2 separate regions of the Homo sapiens genome follow, and region 2 is linked to region 1. Evidence: read pairs that join two places in POLR2A ChIA-PET (ENCODE). Cell type or tissue: Caco-2. All regions are shown on one strand.

Region 1 (2,500 bases):
AGACATTTTTCTTTGTAAATTTATTGAGTGTTACTGTGTGCCAGCAGTTTTGAAATGTATTACTTCTAATCCTTACAATAACCCTGAAAGATAGGTATTTTCTCTGTTTTATAGACAATTAAACAAGTTGGAGAGATGAAATGAATACTTTCTAAGGTCACAAAGTTGATAAATGGCTGAATTAGGATTTGAACCCACTTCTGTCTGTCACCAAAACTCATGCTCTTTTCACTACACCATGCTTTTTTAGGTAATAACTGTAGTCTCAACTCTGGGGTTTACATTATACTCAAGGAAAGAGGATATAGATGTAAAATTTACCAATAGTACAAGATAATACATACTAAATGCTAAATGAATGGTTTAGTGAGTTAGTATTACAGATGTTCAGAAATGGAAAGCATCCCTCTGTAGGGAACCAGAAGCCAAGATGTCTTCATTTTTGTACAAGAAAAGTATTCTGAGTGTACTATGTTACTTCTTTATTCAGGTCAAGCTTTCACATAAATACATTTTGGATGATGGGGTTATTTATCAAGTCAATTCAGTTCAAGTCAATAAAATTCGAGCATTTATCATGTAAACATGGTTGGGCTCAGAATATTGGAGAGCCAGGGGTGAGTTAAGATTAACTTGTCCTTGAGTAACTTACATTCTCTCGAGAAAAAATTTTTGAAACATCAACATGTAAAGAACAAATGCTGTAATTCAGTCATTCAAAAAATATGTTTAGCACATACTACACATTGTTTTAGGCACCATGGGGTTTACAAAAAATCCAAAAAATTAATAAGAATGATCCCGAACTCTAACTTCACAAAAAAGTTTAGTTATTAATAGTAGGTTAAAAGCAGTAAGTGCGATTAAAAGATATAAATAATCTTGGTACTGTAAGCTTAAAAATTAAATCCTCAGGTAGTATTTTTATATAATATAACAAATGAGGAGTGATTAGAAATTCAATAAGAGAGAAGGTATTTATTAACATGGTAATCAACAGGTCAGACATTTATTTGAACATCTTATGGTATATTGGTGCATTGGACTTGGCATCCGAACATTTACATTGGTGTTACCAACTACATGATTTTAGGAAAGTCTCTTCCCATATCTGATTCCTGTTTCCCCATCTGTAAAATGGGATCATATAGTTGCCCTTCCATTTTCTAGATATTTGCACAAAGAAGCAACCCGGTTGAACGGGTTGACATCTAGACAGTCTAGAGTTTGAACTCTGGCTTCAGGACTAGATTGTTAGGTGATGCTGAGAGGTTCCTTAGCATCTCAGGGCCCCAGTTTCCTATTAGTTAGTTGGGAAAAATAGCACTTACCTGTCAGGAATTATTGTGAATACTAAATGAAAAAAATGTTTGTAAAGTGATCGGTCTAGTAGCTGACACATTGTAGGTACAAGTCTTATAAAAATATTAAGACTCAGGCAGCGTGTACAGAGATTTGAGATGTATTCCCTGCCCAAAAGGAACTTAAAGATTAGTTGAAAACAAAACTGACATACATGAAACAGTATTGAGCAATGCCAGACAGTATATAATTAAATGTCTGATTACTTGACACATATAGTAATATCATATGAATATTCTAGGAAGTTAATAAGGGCTAATCTTATGTTATTAAGAAGCCAGAATCCTGCTTCTACTCTATGCTCTTGCTGTTTGACTTTGAGCAAGCCATTTCATCTTCTTGGGCCTTAATTTTCCCACCAGTAAATTGAAAGAGTTAAAACATCAAATGTGCCAGCACCCAAATTTCATAATTCTAGTTAAGAAAGAAGGCCATGGAAAAGGTAGAATTTCAATAGGAGACACATGAGGTGAACCTTATAAGTGACAGTCCAACTGTAGACATGACATGGTTTTTTTTTTTTTTTTTTTAAGACGGAGTCTCACTCTGTTGCCCAGGCTGGAGTGCAGTGGCGCAATCTTGGCTCACTGCAAGCTCCGCCTCCCACTTCCTGGGTTCACGCCATTCTCCTGCCTCAGCCTCCTGAGTAGCTGGGACTACAGGTGCCCGCCACGACACCCAGCTAATTTTTTATATTTTTAGTAGAGATGGGGTTTCACCGTGTTAGCCAGGATGGTCTCAATCTCCTGATCTCACGATCTGCTCGCCTCAGCCTCCCAAAGTGCTGGGATTACAGGTGTGAGCCACCGCACCCGGCCGACATGATGTGTTTTTTAGAAAATGAAGCGATAAGAGGCTGAACGTGGTGGCTCACGCCTGTAATCCCAATACTTTGGTGGCTGAGGCAGGAAGATCACTTGAGGCCAAGAGTTCAAGACCAGCCTGGGTAAAACCCTGTTTCTACAAAAAAATTAGATTCCACATGCATAGCAAGACCCTGTTTCTACAAAAAAAAATTTTTTTAATTAGCTGGGCATGGTGGTGCACACCTGTAGTCCCAGCTACTTGGGAGGCTGAGGTGAGAGAAATCACTTGAGCCCAGGAAGTCGAGGCTGCAGTGAGCCATGTTCATGCCGCT
Region 2 (2,500 bases), 300 kb after region 1:
ATTATTGAAAGATTGAGTTAAACATTGGTTTAGCTTAGGAACAGCATCTGGCACATAGTAAGTGTTCAGTGAACGTTAGCTATTACCATCATCACTATTAATGTGTGCTAGTGACTGTCCTGAGTTACATTATCTAATCTAATTTGTAATCCTCTGAACATGGCATTCACTCTCCTTTAGATGAGGAAATAAAGCTCAGACTGGGGATCAGACTCCAAGTATGTCTTGCTCTAAAGCCTAGGCTGTTTTCTACTCTACTCTCACAAGCATCTGTTGCCCAGTACAGTGCTTAACACACAGTAGTGAGTAACCACATTGACTGTGTAAATATTACTTTGCTTTTGTCAGCACTTTGCAAAAAGGAAATTAACTTTTTGCAATTAATTAGTGCAAGTTGCCCACAGTGATATAGCTTGGTATGTTTTTCTTTAGTCTCAGCTCTGCAGCCCACAATCTAGGAGCTGAACTTTAAGGTGCTTCATACCTGTCCCTATAGGATCTAACTCTGGCAGCTTTGGGTTGCCTCTGCTTAGAGGCTTGGTGCCAGGGATGAGTGGAGAGACCTCTTGGCTTGATGCCTATCTTGGCTAGGCCTAGGGCAGACTCATGGTTTAGCCTTAGCCCTTCCTTTCAAGGTCCTTGGCTGGGGACTTGGCCTTGTGCTCGGTACAAAGGTGCACTGCAATGTGTTTTACTAGATGAGTAAGAAGATACTCCTCCCACCCTCTCTCCATAAAGTTGCCAGACTAAGTCCTTGAGCTGCTGACTTCAGAAACCCAAAGAGAACTGAAGCAAGTCCAGATTGAATCCTTTAATTTTCCTGTAGAAAATGCTGGGGCTCCCTCCTCGCTCAGCAAGGACTTAAAGCAAGCAGAGGAAGTAGCAGGGATTCCTCCCTGTCAGCAGCTATCTTTTGAAGAGTTTTCATTCTTCAGATCCTGGGCACTCTGTCTAAATGGTGAGCTGATTTCCTAAAATGAGCTGAAATGTCTGAGAATGAAAGTTACTCCACGGGGATTATTATAGTCAAATGAATCATTTCAGATTCTGCAAGAAGATCAGACACGTGAAAACAAAAATTTCACAAAGAGATCAAAGTACAGATTAAACAAGCACAAGACACATTGGCCACCTCTGTCTCCAGTGTCTGTCCATCAGGATTAGTTCTAGGCACACCCAGTACAAGCTCAGAAAGCTTTCCTTAAGTACACTAGAAACAGAGGGGACCCAGGGGCCTCAGCATTGCTAGTATCTGAGTGGCCAAAATACCTAGATTTGTTTCTCTGTGTCTAAAACATACCTTTTCAGAATCTACAGCTGGCCATTCCCAGGATTCCATGGTGGAGGAACAAGTCATCCTCAGCCAGAGGAAAGGGATGAAAACGAAGCTGAGAAATCTGCTGGCCTCAACTAGGAAAACTGCCCATTTTACCCAGGCATCCTATCCTTCTTGAAAGTTAGTGATCTGGCCAGGCATGGTGGCTCACGCCTGTAATCCCAGCACTTTGGGAGGCCAAGGCGGGTGGATCACCTGAGGTCAGGAGTTACCAGCCTGGCCAACATAGTGAAACCCTGTCTCTACTAAAAATACAAAAATTAGCTGGGTGTGGTGGCGGGTGCCTGTAATCCCAACTACTGAGGAGGCTGAGGCAGGAGAATCGATTGAACCTGGGAGGCGGAGGTTGCAGTGAGCCGAGATTGCACCATTGCACTCCAGCCTGGGTGACAAGAGCAAAACTCCATCTCAAAAAAAAAAAAAAAAATAGTGATCTACATAAAAATCATTTTTTAAAAATCTCAGTAATATGCACTCAACCAGGAATTGTGTGACCTTAAACCATCCTTGGCTCTGCCACTGGCTAACTAGGTGACCTTAGACAAGTCTCTTTCTCTCCCTGGGCCAGTTAACACATTTGTAAAATGAAGACCAAAATAGTTTATCCCCAAGGTTATGTATTGATAGAGCCAGGATTAGAACCCATTTATTCTGATTCCCAATCCACTGACATTCCTTCTTCTCTCCTACCTATCCCTTGTGATTTCATGGCACTACTAGGCATAATTTAACCCCAACTAGGATATTCAAAACTAAAAGCATGCTGAAGGAATGAACTACTGATAATGGAACACAAGGGATAAAACATTATGCTAAATGGATGAAGTCAGGCACAAGAGAATACATACTGTATGATATTTCATTTATATGTAGTACTAGATAGGCAAAACTAATCTATGGCGGTAGAAACGACGTTAGTCGTGACTTCTTGGGGAAAATGTGAAAGATGGCCGGGTGCGGTGGCTCATGCCTGTAATCCCAACACTTTGGGAGGCCGAGGCCGGCAGATCACAAGGTCAGGAGTTCGAGACCAGCCAGTTTGAGAGCAGCCTGGCCAACATGGTGAAACTAAAAATAAAAAATTAATTAGTATTTACTAAAAATACAAAAATTAGCCGGGCATGGTGGCGTATGCCTGTAATCCCAGCTACTTGGGAGGCTGAG

What was found. Peaks named below come from ENCODE experiments on the same cell type or tissue, not always from the same donor. Only the 100,000 strongest peaks of a DNase experiment are listed, where the experiment ranks them.
Region 2: POLR2A ChIA-PET joins it to region 1 with 6 read pairs; 3 of 35 experiments call an interaction of 5 or more read pairs at or near these places.

What each region holds. Positions count from the first base shown.
Region 1 is chr11:74,165,709-74,168,208 of GRCh38, reverse strand. The region is part of intron 2 of C2CD3 (C2 domain containing 3 centriole elongation regulator); the gene reads left to right. Among named protein-coding and RNA genes, the nearest start is that of C2CD3, 4.0 kb to the left of the region's middle. In Caco-2, no CTCF peak of the experiment used is centred here; no DNase peak of the experiment used is centred here.
Region 2 is chr11:73,867,551-73,870,050 of GRCh38, reverse strand. No RefSeq gene overlaps it. Among named protein-coding and RNA genes, the nearest start is that of COA4, 8.0 kb to the left of the region's middle. In Caco-2, no CTCF peak of the experiment used is centred here; DNase peaks (open chromatin) are centred at 623 and 1,162.